Linked DNA regions of Homo sapiens: all the other regions are linked to region 3. Evidence: chromatin loops called from intact Hi-C (ENCODE). Cell type or tissue: heart right ventricle. All regions are shown on one strand.

What was found. Peaks named below come from ENCODE experiments on the same cell type or tissue, not always from the same donor. Only the 100,000 strongest peaks of a DNase experiment are listed, where the experiment ranks them.
Region 1: it touches region 3 in a loop (2.6-fold over the local background); 15 of 110 quality-filtered maps call a loop at or near these places.
Region 2: it touches region 3 in a loop (3-fold over the local background); 26 of 110 quality-filtered maps call a loop at or near these places.
Region 4: a loop joins it to region 3, with 2.4 times the contacts of the local background. A loop is called at or near these places in 53 of 110 quality-filtered maps.

What each region holds. Positions count from the first base shown.
Region 1 is chr3:128,424,222-128,429,221 of GRCh38, reverse strand. It overlaps a transcript of EEFSEC not described here. Among named protein-coding and RNA genes, the nearest start is that of DNAJB8-AS1, 37 kb to the left of the region's middle. RefSeq lists enhancers at 1,176-1,734, 2,813-3,012, silencers at 2,423-2,472, 2,503-2,812 and a cis regulatory region at 2,260-2,940. In heart right ventricle, a CTCF peak has its summit at 2,736 (motif pointing left); a DNase peak (open chromatin) is centred at 2,729; H3K4me3 peaks cover 737 bases; H3K27me3 peaks cover 645 bases.
Region 2 is chr3:128,320,203-128,325,202 of GRCh38, reverse strand. The region is part of intron 4 of EEFSEC (eukaryotic elongation factor, selenocysteine-tRNA specific); the gene reads right to left. Among named protein-coding and RNA genes, the nearest start is that of DNAJB8-AS1, 140 kb to the left of the region's middle. RefSeq lists a silencer at 43-337. In heart right ventricle, CTCF peaks have their summits at 2,766 and 2,966 (motif pointing right); DNase peaks (open chromatin) are centred at 1,342 and 2,962.
Region 3 is chr3:128,093,123-128,098,122 of GRCh38, reverse strand. RUVBL1 (RuvB like AAA ATPase 1) reads left to right here. Exons shown (of 11, transcript NM_003707.3): 8 at 625-823. Among named protein-coding and RNA genes, the nearest start is that of RUVBL1-AS1, 20 kb to the right of the region's middle. In heart right ventricle, a CTCF peak has its summit at 2,801 (motif pointing left); a DNase peak (open chromatin) is centred at 2,802; H3K27ac peaks cover 575 bases.
Region 4 is chr3:128,615,305-128,620,304 of GRCh38, reverse strand. RPN1 (ribophorin I) reads left to right here. Exons shown (of 10, transcript NM_002950.4): 10 at 1-336. Among named protein-coding and RNA genes, the nearest start is that of RPN1, 33 kb to the left of the region's middle. RefSeq lists enhancers at 2,126-2,175, 1,891-2,402, 2,196-2,485. In heart right ventricle, a CTCF peak has its summit at 2,494 (motif pointing left); DNase peaks (open chromatin) are centred at 2,484 and 3,258; H3K4me3 peaks cover 2,355 bases; H3K27ac peaks cover 1,841 bases.

The sequences.
Region 1 (5,000 bases), 330 kb before region 3:
ACGAGGACACAGGGCCCAATATGTTCATCCAGCACAGACCCAGTTCCCTGGGGTTTGTCGATGGAACGAGTCAGCTGGAGGTGGTGGCTGCTTCCACCCCTGGCCAGGTCGGCCTCACTGCTGGCCCCTGTCGCTGGGGGAATCGACAGCTCCCTCCCCCAGCTTTCCAAGGACCTCAGCGGGAAGCACAGACCCTCCCAGGGACCTCCACTTTTCCCTGCCAAGACTCCAGGCTCTGTGGTGGGTCTGGCTTGTACCCCCTCCCACACAGTTCCCCAAGGCCTCAGGCCCCCCAAGTGGAGAGACACCTGGCAACCTGGACCTGTTGGAGAAAACTAAGCCTCCGTAGGGACTCAGTTTCCCTGCTGGACTGGCTGGGGCTGCTTGCCTGGGGAAGCTTCCCTTGGTCTATCTCGGGTTCAGAAGAGGGCTTGGCTTGCCAGGGCAGGGGCAAGGCAGAAGCCCCCAGGACCCCTGCCTGCTCCTCAGGTCCAGGAGGAAACCTGCGAGTGAAAGCAGACTTAGTGGGGAAACACACCCAGCCCCAGGAGGCTGCCCACCTGGCGGGCCTCGGGGTCCTGAGCCTGCGACAGAGGTGCAGAGACAGAACCAACAGGTTAGGACAGGGAGAGAGAGAAGCAACAGACACACACATCACACACTCTGGGGCAGGGGTCATGCACCGGGGCCAGGCAGCTCCCCAGGTTTCTTGGATCTGGACTTAGAATGCCAATTGTTAATGCCAAGCCCAGAATGGCTCTGGTTGTCAATTCCCAAATGGTGTATATGTGACTGTGACTTTGTGTGTGTGCACATGCATGCGTGAAGGTACGTGAGGCTCATGGGTCTGGTGGGCATGTTTGCAGAGCCTGGCCGGTGTGTGTTATGGACGAGGGACGGAGATTGCCACCTGCCTCTAGCGTGTGTCTGTATGCATGGGAGGCAGCCTGCTGGCCTCTGTGACCGTGCCCCAGTGTCCCTGGGCAAAAGTGTGTGTGATGTGTGGCCTCCCTCAGTGGCACTGCCAGAGCCAGGCTGGGAGCTTCAGTGGAGGACCTGCCCTCAGGGCCCCTAAGTACCCCTGACCCTGGCCCTGGCCTCAGACCTGGACCCCGAGCAGGAGCCCTGGCTGGCCCACATGGGGGCTTTTGTCCATTTCTGAAGTGACAAGAGACACACAAAAGGGCTTTTAATTAAATCAAAGAAGGGGGAAACGGGCCAGCCGGGCCGCTATTATGTTACCAAACGCGAAAATGAAAACTTATTTTTAAAGCTCTGGTATTAATTTGAGATTATTCAGATAGTTAATTAAAAGTGCAGCATGTGTTAAATATTATTTCAACAAAGATTATCATCAGGCCTCCATGTAATGTGATCCTTGGGCTTGGGAGCTTTATGCAAATGGCTGCAGCCAGGAGGAAGGGCCCTCAACAGAAGGGTGGCAGGCAGGCGCAGGGAGGGCAGGAGCTCCGCGTAGGCCCACTCACTCCCCTCGGGTCTGGCTCCCCCAGACACAGATGGAGTCTCAGCCAGGGCCCCCTTTCCAAGCCCTAGGTGAGTAGGGGCCTGACTGTCTGGCGGGTCTCGAGCCCACCAGCCAGTCAGCAGCAGGGCCCCATACAGTCTTCTGGATGGCACTGTGGGCCATGAGGGAGGCTGGCCACACTGCCTGCCTCGAAGACCAGCACACCTGTAGGTGTGTGTGCATGGGCGTGAGCAGGGGGTCTGGGAACAGCAGTGTGGATGTGTGTGCTCCTGACGCTGTCACAAGACTGGGTGTGCACAGGTGACGCTTGTGTATGAGCTGGGAGGCTGGCAGCGTGTTTGTGTTCAGGGTCTCTCCATCTTACCCGTGGACTCTGGCACTGACAGTCTGGGCCCCTGCATGTGTTATGAATATTTGTGTGTGGTACACATGGGCATGGGGTGGGCACTGCTGGGTGTGTGCCCATAACCCACCCTGAGCAAGTCACATCACTGCTCAGCGCCTCAGCTTCCCCGTTTGTAGAATGGGATAGGTAATAACAGTAAACGCCTCACTGGGAGAGTTGGACGGGATTACATGGGATAACACAGACATCCAACTTAGGCCTGTCCTGTAGAGACAGAACACAAGCGGCAGGTGAGAGCCATCTACCTAATTTTATATCTTAGCCACAATTTTAAAAAGAAAAAATGAAATTAATTTTCATATTTTATTTAACCCAGTAGATCCAAAATATTACTATTTCAGCTCAATACAAAAGGTGATAAGTGTGATTGTTTAGTCTCTCTTTGTCACAGAAGGCCTTTGGAAGCTGGGGTGTACTGGGCCCTGGGTATATCTCATCTTGGACGGCCACATCACCGGTGCTCAGAGCCACGTGGGGACGTGGCGGCCTTTGAGCCTAAGGCCCTGCCCCCCAGGCCGGCTCTTCGCAGACCCGGGGCCAGCGCTCTCCCGGAGAGACTCCCGGGGCACCTCGCTGGATGGCGGGGACTGGCGGGGTAGGGGTGGGGTAGCCCGGAGACGGGTGGGCCCAGGATCCCTCGCTAACCTCCTCCCCCACACCGTGCACTGGGTCCGTGTCCCTAGGTCGTGCGTCCCAGACAGTCCGACAGGTGTTTGCCGCAGTCCTGAGACCACATTCGGGCTCCCGCCCGCGCTGCGCCTCGCCGGGGCCGCCCCTGCCAGCCCTGCCGTGCGCTCTCGGCCGCTGGGCGCGGGCCGCTCCTGCCCTCTGTCGGCGCCTGGCGGCAGCGCAGTCCCGCGGCGGGCCGAGGAGGGGGCCTGGCTGGCTACGGCCCTTCGGGGCGGAATGGGTGCGTGCCCACCCCACCGTGCAAGGGCCCCACCGTTCCAGGACATTTTCACACCTCATCCCACAGGATGCTTACGGCGGGCTGCGAGGCCAGCAGCGCCAGCCCGGTTTTACAGACGGGAAAGCGGAAGCTCAGAGAGGACCTGTGACCTGCCCAGGGCCACACAGCAGGACTGCAGGCAGGGATTCGAGCTGAGGTGGGAATCCAGGTGTTCAGCGCACTTCCATGAGTCCCGCCGGGTTCAAGTGCTGGCTCTGCCCCGCGTGGCCTGTGCAGCGAGACAGGTGACAACCTCTCTGAACCTGAGTGGCTCTGCTGTAAGCTGGGGGCGACAGTAGCCCCTCCTGCGTAGGACTGCTGTGAGGATTGAACAGGGGATGACTGTAAGGTTTCTAGCAGGTCCCTGGAACTCAGCATTCATCCAAAAAGTCGCTGAGTCACAGCATAATAACACGATTCACCTACCTCGGGGCCTTGGCACCTGCTGGGCCCCCGCCTGGAAACCCTTCCCCCGGATCTTGGATGGGATGGCCCCTCTGCCTTAATCTCGGTTCAAACTCACCTCAGCAAGGCCCGCCCCAGTCACCCTGTTAGCATTGCCCTAATTCATGCCCTTGGAGCCCTTGCCAACAGCCAGATGGTCCCGCGTGTCCCCAGGCTGCCTGGTTTCTTGCCTGCTGCCCACAGGACAGGAGGGCCCAGGAGGGCCCAGGAGGGCAGAGCTCGTTCATCCTGGCCATTTCCGTCACTGGGAGCACCGCGCCTGGCCTGGGTGGGTGCCCGATGGGAATGTGTTGAGTGAAAGGTAAAATGCCCAGTCAGGCGGGAATGCAGACAGCAGCTGGGGTGGGAAACCGCGTGGCAGTAAAACACACGCCACACAACACAGACCTTCCACGGTGAGGTGTTTACTTATGGGAGAGAAGCACCGATGCTCACACAAAACCCCACAAGAGTGTTCGGAGCAGCTTTAGTCACAGTCACCCCAAACTGGAAGCAGCCCGAGTGTCCTTCCGCAGGTGAATCCATCCGCTCGTCCACAGCCACACCTCGGGGCCCTGCTCAGTGACCCAAGGAGCTGCTGGGACGTGCAGCCACAAGCATGAATCCCAAGGCCAGGAAGCCTTGCTGGAAAGTCCACACACAGTGTGATCCCACTCATGTGACATTCTAGAAAGTGTAAAACAACAGTGATGGAAAAGAGATGAGTGAATGCTGGGGCCGGGTGTGCGAGGGGTGCTTTCACAGGGGCATGAAGCATGGGGGTGCACCTGTTCTCTCTTTTGACTCAGGTAGGGGTTACACAACTGAATGTGTTTTTCAAAACGCACAGAGCTACATGTTTAAAGGGGTGATTTTTACTGTATGTGACAAACAACAATTTTAAAAACCAGTCACAGAGTCGCAGACTCTCAGAATCATGGAGTTGACCAGTCCTACCTGCTTGGTGAGAGGCCCTGACCACCCCGCCACTGCCTCCCTGAGAAAGACCACTTCCGCCGCAGTCTCCACCTTAGACTGAACGAGCTTTAGAACTGGCCCACAGAAGATGAGAGGAGTGGGGGAGGAGATTGGGGTGGGGCGGGAGACACGGTCCCGGAGGTTGTTACTTCCATTCACTTTGTTGCGTGCGTCAGTAGTTTGTTGTGGTGGGTATGGACACATGGGGTTCACTGTATTATACTCCGCGCACTTTTCGTATGTTTGAACTATTTCCTTAATAAAAATGATAAATGGCTGGGTGCCGTGACTCATTCCTGTAATCCCAGCACTTTGAGAGGCCAAGGCAGGAAGATCACTTGAGGACAGGAGTTCACAAGCAGCCTGGGGAACATAGTGAGACCATGTCTCTACCAATAAAGAAAAAAAAATAGGCAGTATGATGGTGCATGCCTGTGTAGTCTTAGCTACTCAGGAGGCTGAGGCAGGAGGATCATGAGAGCCTAGGAGTTCGAGGCTGCAGTGAGCCATGATCACACCACTGCACTCCAACCTAGGTGACAGAGTGAGACTGCCTAAAACAAAGCAAAACAAAACAAAACAAAAACCCAAAACACCCCCAAACCAGATAAGTAATACAATAATTAAAAACAACAATAAAGTGAATTCCACCATAGAACCCCACTGGCCTCTTCTGCAGCCCTGGGAAGCAGGTTACTTTCTGCCCATTGAGGAGAAGAGCAGACTGAGGCTTGGGG
Region 2 (5,000 bases), 230 kb before region 3:
CTTCCCCAGGAACAAAAGCCTGGCTGGGTCTGCACAGACTGTATGGCACGGGGAGCAGTGACAGCTCTGGGCTCCAGGTCCACTCTGGGATGATGCATCCCACCTTCAGGCAGAGAGTAGGCCAGCGAGGGATGTTGGGGGCCTGCCCTGCCTGTGTGAAGAACAAGTGCACGGACTGGCCGTTATCTCTCTTTGTTATGAAGCTTCTTTCTAACCATGAAATAGAGGTCAAGGTACAGTCTGTCTGGGACGGAGAGGCAGCCTTGAGTTTGAGGTCTGGCAACAGCAACAGGAAGGTTACCCTGTGCTAAGGATGTTTTTCTCCTCTCTATTTTTCTATTTCTTCTTTTTCATTTTCCAAGTTTAGCCTTTAGTATTAGCATATTTAAAACTTTAAGGAAACATTCAGTGTCTCAATCTTAAACTCAAACAAATCACCTGGAATTAACTCCACCAAAAAGAATTGAGGGCCTGGTACAGCCAGACCATGCAAAGCCCTAGGCCTACAACTGTGCCCCACAGGCGGGCAGAGCAGCTGGTAGAAAGTGCACTCTTCTGTCGTGCAGGATGGAATGGGTTGGAAGTTGGCTATCAGAAAATAAAAGAGCAACTTTCCCCTCCTGGATCTCTCTCTCTCCTCCCTGGGATCTCTCAGGGAAAGCGCTTAGTAACTCCATGGAGTAAGGCATTCATTGAACCACCTGAAATCTGTATTTTCCATGGGACCTGGAATCCTCAAGTGCAAACAGTGTGCTGACACCCCAACACATGGAGGGCCAGGAAGTCCTGAAAGACAGCATGATGTGTTTCTCTTTCCCACAGAGAAGCCCCCCACTCCATGGCAGAGGAGAATAAATCCCTGAAGCTGACTGCTAGAAGCACAGAAATTCTTTGAAATACCAAGTTTTGGACTTTAAGATTCATGGAAACTTTGCATTCTATGTCATAATAGATTCATGTTTGTTTTAACATAAAAGTGAGGTTTGGAATTAACTGCCCTTGGGAAAACTGACACTGTAGAAAACTCAACTGCTGGCCCTTCGGCATTCAGCCCTGGGGCACATGATAGCATTCACCCCACTCCCAGCCCCAGACCAAAGAGTATGCAAGGTGAGGATGAATTCAGCTGAGGGACCCAGGCCGTGAGAGGTCCGTGTCCATGGCTACACGTGCCTCCTTCCCCAGAGCAGATGGAGGCCAGTGGGGAGCCCACCGCCCCTTCAACGGTCTGGTTTCTGCAGCAAGCCTCAGCTGAGGGAGCCCCTGCCACAGGGGGGGAGGCGCTCAGACTCAGAGATACACCTGTACCTTCTGATCCTGCATCCTCACTCTGCTGAAGGAACACCAGGCTGCTCCAACACAGGCTGACCCTACTGAGAGGATGGGCTGGCATTCAACATGGCAGCCGCCCAAGTGATTTTCCAGGGTCATGTTTACTCTCCATGATCTGCCCTGGGGGCTGGCTCCTTCAGGGGAGGAAGTGCTCCAGCTCTGGAACGAATCATGCTGGCTGGTTCTACTGCCTCCTGGCTGGCCAACTTTGGGCTCTTTACCCCAGTTCCCTTGTTAGTAAAAAGGGGATAATAACACCCGTGGGGCTATGGCGAGAAGTCAAGGCCAAGCACAGCACCTAACACTCAGGTAAGAGTAATTCGTGTTAGGATTGACAGAGTGAAATTAAAAGACTAGGGCTGGGAGGGCAGGGAAGCACTGCACCTGTGAAGTGAGGTATGCTGTTTCCAGCACTTCAAATAACAAAGGTCAGTTCCGGGCCAGAGCCGACAGAATGGCATGGGCTCCACCACAGCCCAAGGAGGATCCCTTCGTTCCACTGTGTCTGACCCTCAGGGAATCCGCCTGGAGAAAACGGCTCCAAGAACTTGGGTAACCAGATGGACTCAAAAGGAGGCTCGGCTTCTGCCAGCAGTTCCCATTTCCCATATGCAAGAGATCCCTCCAAAGGTACAAGCAAAGCTCAGGGCTGACAAGTGTTTTCCTGGTTATCTGGAGAGATTTAGCTAACTAAGTATGTGAACTACCCCTAAGTGCAGAAACCAGTATACACCACTTATGTGACAGCTCTTCCCAAAAGCTGTCATGCATTCAGAAGTCATTACCCTGAGGTTGGGGTGTCAATATTAAATATCTTAAAACTTTATCAGTTGTAGCTAAGGTTAATGGAAATACTTTAAACATGTTAAGCAAATACTCTGAATGGGAAAATGCCAGGAAATACTCTGCCCCGGGGTGGGGTAGAAAAGCAGCCCCCACCAATCTGCAGAGTCAGAGGGTACTTCCTAACAAAGTGACAGCTGGATGTCAGTCAAGCAAAGAAAGACCAGAGGACCAGCAGGGGCAAAGGTGGGGACGGGGTGGCAGCAAGGTCCAAACCACCCCTGTGCTTCGGGCTGCAGACCCCAGCTCTCCCACAGCTCTCACTGCCCCTGTGGCACCTCCTGCTCTGGATCCAAAGCCTTAAAGGGCCCAGGGAAGGTGACCAACCATTAAGGGCCACTCTGAGTCTCTGCCCCATCAGCTCAGCCGCTACTCTCATGTCTGAACGGCTCACAATCTCACATGTTCTGGCAATGCATTAACGGATGGGACTTTGGGCTAAGGTGGGCCCATTCAGGCCACGGATGCCACAGGAAGCTGATGAGTGGCCTTTAGTGTCTTTAGGTTCTCAAGGCCCAAGAGTAAAGCCTCGAAACCCCACCAGGCTGTCAGCCTTGCTTCCTTTGGGAGCAACACTTTCCCTGGAGGGAGTTGGTGACAATTGTGATGACCGTGATGATGATGTCGGCAGCAGTAATGACAGCAACTAACATTGACTGAGCACTTGCCCCATGTGGGCACCACACTGAGGGGCTCCCAGGTAGGGACACGGTCCCTCCACAAGCTGCAGGGCAAGTAGGCGCAGGCATGCTGGCTTCAGTCACTTGCCTGCCATCACCCAGCCAGCAGGTGGCAGAGCTGGGATTTGAACCTGGACGGGCCGTCATGGCAACAGCCCCAGGAGAGACAAATGCAAGCTCCTTCCTTGACACATGTGCCCCAAGCTGGGCACTGGGGATTCTCAATTCATGGGGAAACTGCTCCTGCTATAGAGGGGTACCAGCCTGGGGAAAGGCAAAGTAGCCCTAGAGTACCAGGATGGAAACTCAGTGAGGGGACAGAGAGGAGCGGTGCTGCTGTGTGAACGAGCACTGCTGCTCCCCCACGCTGGCCCTCACTCACTGCTTCTCCCCTCACTGCCAATCTGGACATCTTCAGCTCCCAGCTCACTGCCTCGGGAGGCTCCCCAGTCTCCTCTAAACCCCTGCTGTCTTCTCACAGAGGCTGCTCCTCAGGTCAGCCTCACCACTTGTGGTGACAGGGCCCACTGTTGTTTAAAGTCTGTCTTCCACATGGCACTGGACATTCCATCGGGGCAAGGATGGGCCACCAGTGCAGACCCAGCAGGCAGCCCAGTGCTGGCACCTTATCTTACTGAATGGAATACATGCTCCTGGGAAGGCCCTTCCTGGGTGGAAGGTGGATGAGGGGCACAGTAGGCAGGGGAAAGCCAGTGCAGGGACAGGCGGGCGCCCATAGTGAAAGGCTAGGAGTGCCGTGGCCTGGGCAGGCAGCAGGGGCCCCTCCAGCCTGTCAGGACAGTGTCCTAGCTAGCAGGATGCACCCCATGTGGTCTGCCCAGAGACTGTCCTGGGGGAGTGAAGCCTGGGACAGAGGCCTGAACAGGAAGGGAGAGGGACAGGTCATAAAATCCTTGCCTGGGTCCTTCCCCCTCTCCACCCACTGTGGCTGCCCCCTGAGGGCCAGCTCATGGAGGCAGAACTTGGCAGCAGCTGGGGCAGCTCTTCTTCCCTCTCAGAAAATGTAAGCCTGGCACATGAGAGCAATTATAAATCTGAAAACACACAAGCAGAAAGCCAGTTCCAAGCCAGCTCTGACAGGGCCCTGGCTCAGCTCCTTGCCCCAGCCCATCCCGGGAGCACAGCACTCTCCCCCAGAGCTTCCCACCTGTCTCCCACCTTGGCCTGCCTGACCCTGCCTCTCCCAGTCTCTCTGAAGCTCCACTGCCTCTCAGCAGCCTTCCAAGGCTGCCTGGCACCCCCAGGGCCTCCCACACATATTTGTGCCATCCCTGCCTTTGTCGCCACCTCCACTCAGGTCATCAGCACTGGGCAGTGTTCTATAAGCTCACATGGATTAACCTACTCAATCCTCACAGCAAGCCTAAGAGGTAGGTCCCGTTATGTCCTGCATTGTACAGGTGACCAAACTGGGGCCCAGAGTTTGGGTGACTAGCCAGAGGCCACTAGTCCAGCAGTGACGGAGTGGGGCATGAGCCCAGGAAGCTCCCGTCCAGGAGTCTGCAAACCTCCTATCTTCCTCATAGGGCCAAGCCAGTTCTAACACTTATACACTGGTGGAGTGGCTACCGCCTTGCTTGTTTGTCCTACAGGGACCTCCTCGAGAGAATGGTCACTCTAATTCATCTTTGCATCTGCCACACCCAGAAGGGGGCCTGGTACGCTGCCAGTGCTAACAACAGTTCAGTAAATGAGCAATTGATGGCAAGCAACCTTTTCTCCTCATAACACAGTGGTTAGGAAGGCAGGTTTTCAAGTCAGACTTCTTGGGTTCAAATCCTTCATATTAGCTACGTGACCCCAGGCCAGGGATGTCACCTCTCTAAGTTCCCTTAAATGGAAAATGTACCTAACTAATTGGGCATTTGTGAGGTTACATTGAGATAATCCACGTGAAATGATTAGCATGGTATCTTTAAAAATTAGAAGTTGTTCAATATAAATTAGCGATTAAAACTACTACTGCTACTATTTTATCATCAATAAAATGGAGATGAGCATCCCAACTTCATTTGGATTATGGTGACAATGAAAGTAAAAGAGATAAGCTGTGTGCTGCACTGGCATCAAGAAAAGACTCAGAGGAGTGGCGCTCTGCCCCAGTGCCCTTGAAGCCTACAAGCC
Region 3 (5,000 bases):
CTGGGTTATGTAACTTTTGAGAGACTCATCCCTCTAGGAGCTCTGAGATTGGGCCTTTCTTCAGAGCCTTTCATTCCTCAAAGGTTTCTGCTCAGGATTCTAAAAGCACCCACTTCCTTAGTCCAGGCACTTGATTGAAAGTTAATTAACCTAAGCATTGTTGTATGGGACCAAAAGAAAGGGTCATTTACTGAGTATAGAACAGGTAAATTTGCATGTGAAAACTCATTTCACCCAGGGCTCCCAAACTCCAATGTCTCCCAGATCAGACAGAGCTAGATTGGGTATGTGGGAAGTGATAAGGCATGGTAGGGAGTGTGACAGCAGTGAGCGTGTGCTGTGAAGGGATTCCCATGCAGAACACCTGTGCAACCTTTTTACATTTAACCAAACTCATCTTTTGGGGGAGGCTGCCAATTTTGTGACCTTTTAGGTGTGATTATCACTGTGTTCAGATGACGACACTGAAACCTGGAGTGGGGACACACCCTGTCTGGGATCACATAGCTAGTAGGAAAACTAGGCTCCTAGCATGGGTTTGGATTGAATTCAGGTGGAGGAGAAAAGGCGATAGTCTCCCCCAGCCCTGTGCTGACCTTGCCTGCCCATCCTTGCATCTCCTAGACAAACTTCGAGGGGAGATTAATAAGGTGGTGAACAAGTACATCGACCAGGGCATTGCTGAGCTGGTCCCGGGTGTGCTGTTTGTTGATGAGGTCCACATGCTGGACATTGAGTGCTTCACCTACCTGCACCGCGCCCTGGAGTCTTCTATCGCTCCCATCGTCATCTTTGCATCCAACCGAGGCAACTGTGTCATCAGGTAGGATGGCTGCCTGCCAGCCACAAGGCTTTTTTAACTTCCATCTGGGCTCATTTGTTCCTCAGGATCTCTCCAAACCCCATGAGGTGGGACAGGGATGAGGGGAGGTCATGTTGTTTTTGAGGGAAAATGTGCCAAGTGGCTTGCCTCTGGCCTCATTTCCCTAGTCACCAAAGGCAGCAGCTGTCCTGTCACTCATGAGGAGGGTCTCCCACGTGATCTTTTGGGTGTGATACTACAATTTGGTCGTTCAATTGGAGTGTACAAAGGTGAGATCAGACAGGGCTAGCCTTTGATGACATTATACACATGAACGTCTTCAGTCTTCATCTGCGCTCTGAGAGGTAGGCATTATTGGCGTCATTTTTCAAATAAGGAAACTGGAATCATAACTTGTCCCTCATCGTAAAGACAGGATAAGAACCCAGCTCCTTCTGATAACAAAACCAGCATTTTCTTTCTTTTTTTTTTTGGGGACAGAGTCTCACTGTGTCGCCCAGGCTGGAGTGCAGTGGCGCGATCTCGGCTCACTGCAAGCTCCACCTCCCGGGTTCACACCATTCTCCTGCCTCAGCCTCCCGAGTAGCTGGGACTACAGTTGCCCACCACCACGCCTGGCTAATTTTTTTGTATTTTTAGTAGAGACAGGGTTTCACCGTGTTAGCCAAGATGGTCTTGATCTCCTGACCTCGTGATCTGCCCGCCTCAGCCTCCCAAAGTGCTGGGATTACAGGCATGAACCACCACGCCCGGCCCCAGCATTTTCTTTCTATCCCAGACCTCTGAACCACACTGGTGTCTTTCCATCCTCCCGCTCCACTCTTTCCCATCCCTTTGGCCTGCCTTTGGGAAGGGCAGATGTTGACCCCTGGAAGACAAGTGTTCATACGGTGCTCATCCTGCCAAGATTGGCCCAAAGCTGGGCCAGGAACTTTCCTGCGGTTGCTTTTTCTCCTAAGCACTCTCCACGCTCGTGGTCCTGGAGAACACCCCATCTTCCCATCTCTCAAGCCCAGTGTCAGTATTCCCAGTACCTGGTAGTTTTATTGCTCTTTTGGTTTTCTGTGATCTTGTTTAAACATTAGTGCCTGGTCTCTGCAGTGCTGGGGGCACAAAGGTGGGTGATGAGGGGCCTGTTTTCAAGCCTGCAATAGAGTAGTGTGGGGACAAAGTCCCTGAGGCTGCATGCTCAGGGCAGTGGAGGCAGTGGGAGTTAGAAAGACACCCTGTGGCCCATGAGTATCTCAGGACACAGCTGGAGCCAAACTGAGTTTGAAATAAAAACTGCTGATTTGCCTAACTCAGCTCTGAATGATGGTGGGCCCTATCTAAGATTTTAGTTTGCTTTTAATAGAGAAGCTTTATTATTAAGACTGTCCAAGCTGGGCACAGTGGTATGCACCTGTAGTGTACTCTCTGGGAGGCTGAGGCGGGAAGATTGCTTGAGGCTAGGAGTTTAAGGTTGTAGTGTGCAATGATTGCACCTGTGAATAGCTATCGCACTCCCACCTGGACAACAGTGAGACCTCATCTCTAAAAATAATTAAAAAAAAACAAAACATGCAAACTCTGGTGTTGCTGGCTCTGGGTAAGCCCCACAATGGGGGTTCTGTAGTGCTGTGAGCACTGCAGTATAGCAACAGCCCTTCCCCCTCAGGCGGTTTCTTTCACTTGCAATTAGGAATCGAATGCGTGATTCAAGTCCATGTGGCAGCATCTTGTAGCTACTCTGAATCCCCGTCCGTGATGCTCTCTAGACAAGACCACTGTCATAAGTGCTTCCTAAGTCTTGGAGAGAAAGTGTGTGCCAGATCCAGCATGGCTACTTGGGCAGCTTCTGGAGACAGATGCATGTGGGCCTTATGGCTGGTATGCCTGGCATGCCTGTGGCTGTCTGGACTTGCTTAGCCTTGGCTAGGCCAGGCTGAAGCCTGACAGTGCAGTTGGTGAAAGGGCTCAGCCTTGGACAGATGGTGCCCCCTGCTGGGGAGCTCTGCTAATAGGCTTCCCTCCCTCCACAGTAGGGAACCCAGCCCAGCCCATACCTGCAGAGCCTGGCATCTCTCGTCTCAGAAGTAAGGTCTCTCAGTCCCATCCCACTCAGGACTAAGGTGCACAGAAAGGTGGCCTTGATCTCAGAACCTGCTCAGTGGAGACAAAGCTCTGGTCAGCCTGAGACCCGGGAGATTTGGCCCCAGCCCCATCTGGGCTGATTTGATCAAGGGCTGCTAGAGGTTGTGGAGACTCCTTGCTAGACTGTAGTTACTCAAGTGGAAGGAAGACACTCAGAACATGGATTTTTAGGCAGGTCGGCTCAGGTAACGCAGATTCGGTTGTTTGCTTTGGAAGAGAATTTTGGCACTATGTTCTAGTAGGAAATTTGTTGTAGTGGTGATAATAATGTCAACATGGTAATGAAAAAAGTAATAGCCAACAATAATAGCCATCTGATATGCTTCCCACAGACTCCACCCCTAGAGGGGAACTACAGGGCTTCCTTACCCCCCAGAACCACATCTGATCTCTAGAGCTCCGAAGGAAAGAGAGGGGGAAGGGAGGTGACTAACTGAGGGCTTCCTGTGTGTCAGAAACTATACAGAGCACTCTACATGGGCCATCTCATGTCCTCCCAGGACACCCTGACAACCCTGTGAGCAGTTGAGGTTATCTCCAGACTCAAATGGGAGGTTACCTGCCCAGGCCATAGGCTAGAAAGTGTTGCCACTGGAACCTGAGCCCAGAGGAACGTCTGGGTCCAAACTCCATGCTCTCACTGCTCTCCCACACCGCTTCCCAGTGGACCCTGGGCTGTGAGCGGGGATGGAGCTTTGACGGGGTGCTGCCTGGAGGTGGCAGTGGGGAACTGTTGGATGCTGACAACAGATTGCCGTGAAAATGCAGCCTCCTAGGAGTGTTCTTTCCCAGGTAGTGTACGCTCCCTCTCGGCTTCTTGCCGCTCACCCCTCCCTGTGTAAATGACCCTTGTGGATTGAGCCTCAGAAGTGAGCCCACTCTCTGATGGCCATTGTGTTTTATGGAGCATGCATTTCAGCACAAGCCTGGTTCCCACATGGAAAAATTACAGGCATTGGAGTCACGTGGAAGCTCATGACCCAGGCGAGTTCCTTGACCTCTCTGAATCTTACCATCCTCATCAGGAAATGGGAATATCAGCACCTTTTTTGCAGAATTATGTGAAGAGTAGAAAAAGTGAGTGCAAAGTTATCACCCAGGCCAGCCCTAGAGTATTGCCCTCTTGGAAGCTGATTTCATGCCCCTGCCTGGTCTGCTCTGTGGACATGGCTTGGCCTCAGGGATCTCTGAGAACCCAGCAAGGCATGAAGCCTCTTCATAGCCCCTCCTGACCTTGACAAGCAGCCCCCAAGTCCTTTAGGTCACCTCTCCCTGTGGACAGCTGATGTGGGAGCCGTTCTAGAAGAAGCACCTGTCCCTGGTCCTCTTGATGCTCCAGGCTCCTTCTGGGAAGGGTCCATCCATGGATGACAGGGAGGCAAAGCTCTGTTGCCTTCTTGCCTGGCTCCTCCCTAACTTGCCACCATAAGAAGTCCCTTTCCTTCCAGGCTCAGGATCCTGAACTGTTAGATGAGAGCCCAGCACTGATCCCAGCTTGAAAACTGGGAGATTTTCTCTTCATATTGAGGTATAGCTCCCTGGGATTAGGAGTTCTTGTAGGAGTTTCTCACTGAAAGTCACTTTGTTGCACCAAAACATCAAGACTTAAGAAACAGTATGGACTCTGCTCAGTGTAACCCTGTGGCAGATAGTGTTCCAACAAAAAAAAAAACCAACTTTATGGAGACATAATTCATATAAAATACAGTTTTTTTTTGTGATTTCTAGTGTATTCACAGAGTTGTGCAACCATCACCACGGTCAATTTTAGAACATTTTCATCACCCCAAAAAGAAACTATACCCATCAATAGTCATCGTCCCCTTCTGCACCCTTACCCCCATCCACTGGCAACCATTAATCAATTTTGTCTCTATAGATTTGCTTTTTCTGGAAATTTTGTATAAATAGCACCATATAATCTGGTCTTTTGTGACTGGCTTCTTTCACTTAGCATGATGCTGTAGCATGCGTAGTACTTATTTCTTTTTCCAGCTGAATAGTATTCTATTATATGGAATATTTAATAGTGTATCTTATTTAA
Region 4 (5,000 bases), 520 kb before region 3:
CTGTAAAAGGCCTTCAAGGAAGAGAAACCAGGCCCTGCGTCAGGCAGTGTGAGTTTGCCGTTTGTCCTTAACTTTCTTTTTTTTTTTTTTTAAAAAAAGAAAACTTTAAAAAAACTCCCATTAAAAACAAAACATCTTTGTGTTTTGAACAAAGGAATTTTCAATATTTGATTGGTATTCTGTTCTGAAGTCTAAGATATTTTTCAGCCTATAAAGCCCCCTGTTTTATGCCCTTCTAATTCTGATGTTTGGGTATTGTGTGAGTGCATGTGTTTTTTTTTTTTTTTTTAAAGCGTGTGTGAACAAATGGAAATAAAGCAGGGACTGTGAACATTTGTTTTTGGTCTGTTGAAGATCTCTCATAATTTAATTCTTAATTTTGGGAATAGTGCTTTTATCAAGTGCTTTTTATTCATTAAATAATGGATTTGCTTCTCAGCAGGTTTGCAAGGCAAGCATTTACATTTTACATATTAGAACACTGAGTTATTCTAGTACCAGAGTGTTGAAAGTGGTGCCAGAGTGTTGAAAGAGTTGACGTGGCTTATGTCACAGAATGGAGTAGTGGAGTGAGGCCTCCATTTTTGTAGTTTTTGCATCCTTCCTGTGAGTCATGTTTTACTCAGCATCAAGGAAACAGTGATGAGCAAAGCAGAGATGGTTCCTCTCAAGAGGCAAGGGATTGAAAGGTCATGTGGGGAATCGACAGTGCCAGTGAGTGCCAGGCTTTCTGCCCCTCTTTCCTCTCTGCAGGAGTTCGCTCCCTGTCTCCACCTAATGAATTCCTGCTCAGCCTCAGGATGTGTTACTTAAGGTTACTGTGTCAGGGAGCCATCCGTGGCCTGCCACACTCAGTCAAGTCCTGTGGTACCCTCTCGTTTTCCTTTGTACCTCTTCTCCACCTCATATACCACGGTTGGAATGTGTGTGATTACTGAACTAGCTTCAATAGGGCAGGGGTTTTGTCTTTTATGCTCATCTTTATGTTAACAGCTAGGTGTTCAGACCAATCTATGACACGTAGTTGGGTTATTGAATGTTTGCATGAGTGGCTTACAAACAGCTTAAATATTGGCAGGTGGGTTGAGGGATTACTGGGGAAGTCTGTAGAAGACCAGTTGTGAGGAACTGATGCTGAATTCTGTTTCAGACATGGCAAAATGGAGGTGCTCGGGACATCCAAGTGGGAGTGTCCCTGGGCAGGTGGATATTCAGGCCTGGAATTATAAGGTCTGGTGTGCAAGTGGTAAATGTGGGGCTGCCGGGCCTAGACATGGTTATGGAAAAGGTGAGAAGGAGGCTGTGGGAGGGGACAGTGCCTAGGAAGGGTATAGAATAAGAAGAGATCCAGAACTGAATATTAAGACGACAAAGTAATAGTGGCCACCTGGGTTGACAAAGACCAGGACTCTCCTTACCTGGGACGAGAAAGACCAGGACTGTGGTGTCATGAAGCCAAGTGGAAAAATGTTTCCAGGAGTGAACCATCTGAGGCTGAAGAGACCGAGCAGTGCCTTTTGGCTGTAGGAGTGGATCACTGAAGCCTTTTACCCATTGGTGACTTGAGAACTGTGTTGGTGTGGGGATGGGAATTGGACGGAAGTGAGACTTAACTTTGAGTCCTGACAAAGCATTTCGCAAACAGGCTGGGAAAGGGATGAGTGAGGGCCTTCAGGAGGCTGTGCTGCTTGAATGTTCTACTCTAAGGTTGGGGACACCAAGTGTGTTGAATGCCATTGGGAAAGATCCAGTTGAAAATGAGAAGTTGAACATAGGGATTAGGAGATTGTGCAGGGGGAAAATGGGGGATCCAAGGACAGTGGAAGGATGGGAGGAGCAAGAAGGAAGACCCTCCAGAGTCGTGCTCTGCAGTCGGATCCCTGGATGGAAATCCCAGGCCTGCCGCTCTCTGTGACCTCAGGCAAGTCTTTCCGTGCAAAATGGAGTAGGGCTGTTACCTGCTTCCTAGGATGGCTGTGTGGGTCACATGCTGTCATAATGCAAGGTGGCGTATAGCAAATGCTTGTTAAACAGCGACGGTCTCGCCGAGCTCTGGCCTGAGCCGGGGGCAGAGGGTTGGTCCTGTCCTGGGGGTTGGAAGCCGTGGAGGCCACGTTTAATCAGTGTTCACAGTGGTGTGCCCGTGGACCTGGCCTCACGCACGCCCGGCCTTGGGAGCCCCTGCGGGAGGGTGCATACCCTGACCTGCCCGAGAGGCGTCTGCCGCAGCCCCTGCTTCCCCTAGGGAACCCCCGGGCGGCTGTGCCTCACGGAGGGGCCCTGCTTTACCGCGGCTGCATACCACCTCGGGCCATTTGGTCAGCTGCTTCACCAGCTCTCTTCATCCTCTTACTCTCCCTGAATCTTTTTCTTCGTTTTTTGGAGCAGTCAGAAAGCTTGGCCGAAATCAAGATAACTCGCTGGGCCCGCGTGCAGATTGGTGGGCGCCCTCTGCTGGGCCGGCGGGCCTCTCGCAGGCCTGAGGAGCGAGCTGCGCCTGCGCCCTGGTGTCCCTTCGTAACACTGCGGCACGTCACGAGGCGGGCACCGGGGAGTATGGGCGAAATCGCAGGCGCAGACGGCGGGCTCGGGCTAGAAAAGTCGCGCATGCGTGGGGCTAATTTAAAGGCGGCGCGGCTCCAACAGAACCAAAGCCAATTCTCCGGCTGTGGCGCCACCTACGGGTGTGGGCTCGTAAACGGCCTCCTCTGGCCGGACTAGGACTGGGTCTGGGGTCGGCGGGCTCAGGACCACTGGGCTGCTGAGGGGCTTAGCCATGGGGACCTGGGCTCTCAGCTGCCCTGGAAAGCCACAGGGCTAGCTGGGCTGGCCAAGGCCGGTGGCTCCCCCAGCATCCTGTGGTGGGTGCATCCCTGGGCCCAGTGGGGCATCCGGTGCTGCCCTCCCCACCTACGGGCTTACATCCTTTGGTTGCTGGGACAGAGCGCCCTACGCCACGCGCAGCCCTGCGCTTCCCTGATCCTCGGTTTCCCCAGTAGTAAACAGGGCCTCAGTTTCCCCCTTGTAAATCTCAGGGAGGAGGTGAAGTGGGGCCCTAGGTGTAAAGCCAGGTTCAGGCTGGGCATCCCTTGGCGCAAGGTGACATGCCCCAGACACCTGACACCTCTCAGTCTCAGACCCAGCGTACTTTCTCTGTGGCCCTCATGTGGCCGTATAGGAGTGGCCCACCCACTCCCACTCCCATTCAGATCCCCAGGCCACAGTGCCTTTTGTCCAGCCTTGGCCAAGATGCCTGACCCTAGTGGCCTGGCCCTGGCTGCTTCCATGGCTGCAGCTTTGGGATGTCCCTGTAGTCATAGGTGGCCTCATGGCAGTCCCCCAGCCTTGAACCTGGACCCTGGCTCAGGGAGGGGAAAACACGGCTGAAGAAGGGCTGGGTGTCACTTTCTCTCTTCCATTTGTCTTGGAGGCTGTCATGGGAGAAAACCCCAAAGGACCCAGTGCGCCCTCACAGTTTCACCACAAGTATCCTGACCGGGCGTCTGGTGCCGAGCTGATAGTGCAGGCCCCGGCCGCAGCCCCGCCGGAAGCCCATGCTGCCAGCGGTTGGGGGCCGCAGGCTCAGACAGGAAATGCCCCCGAGTGTACCCCAGGGCCCTCTGCAAAGGCCTGATGCTTTGGATGAGGCCTGGCGCCATTTTGAAGCTGGGCCTGACTCTGGGACTCTGGCCTGGTTCTGGGGCTGGTGGCCTGGGATCTGGGGACTGCTTTGTCACCTGCCTGGGCAGGTGTGGGAGATGACAGGGAGGGAAGAGAGAACCTTCAAACTGGGCTAGACCTGAAGCGAAAGCTGAATGATGCAGCCTGTCCCCTACCATGGCCAACCCCTTCATGGTGCCCCCAGCCCAGCCCTTTAGGGTCTCAGCTTCCATCAGGCCCTTAGTTCCATATGTGGTGTGACAGGCCCAGGACTAAATGCAGGGGACACAGAAGGGAGCAGACAGCAGAAGTGCTGGGCATCAGGAAAGGCAAGTCAGAAGGTAGGGCCATCAGGAGGGTCCATCGCAGCATCTGAAGGATTTGCTTGTGGGGGTTGGTGGGGAGGGAGGAGCCCAGACTCCTTTTTTGACTTCCACTCAGGGGATAGAATCCAGAAAGATTTAAGACGAGTGTCTCAGTCTGTTAAGGCTGCTATAACAAAATACCATAGACTGGGTAGCTATAAATAGAAATTTGCTTCTTACAGTTCTGGAGGCTGGGAAGTCCAAGATCAAGGCACCGGCAGATTTGGTGTTGAGAGGTCCTGCTGCTTGGTTCAAAGATAGCACCTTCTCGTGTCCTCACATGGTGGCAGAGATGAGGGAACTCTCGGATGTATCTTATAAGGGCACTAATGTCCATTCATGAAGGCTCTACCCTCATGGCCTAATCACCTCACAAAGGTGCCACCCTCTAATGCTTCACATTGGGGGTTAGGTTTCAACATAAGAATTCTGGGGGGATGCAGACATTCAGTCTGTAGCAGTGGGAAGGACAGGAGCCTGTTCAAATGCTGATGGGAAGGAAGGAGGTAACAGGGACATAAAGGCTGAAGATCCAGGAGAGAAGGGGCCAGTGAATAGATCCCAGTAGAGCAGGATTGGGTGGGATTGAGGGCTTAAGGCAGTGATCTCATGGGAGAGCCCTGAGAGACTGTGCCTTCATTAGCACTGAGGAGATCAGCAAAGACCTGTTCAAGCTTCGCCTCCTGGGCAGCCTTCCCTATTCTCCAGGTGGGCTGAGATGTCCCTACCTTACACTACTGGACACTGCTTTCTGAAGTGGAATGGACTGTTTGCCTCCCTACACTGGGTGCTCTATTTCAGCAGAGTTTAAACAGAGGCAGCACATCCATTCATTCAACAAATATCTTCAACTGAGTGCAGTGGACTTTATAAATGTCCTCCCAACACTTTGGGAGGCTGAGTTGGGAGGATCATTTGAACCCAGGAGGTTGAGGCTGCAGTGAGCTATGATCACACCACTGCACTCCAGCCTGG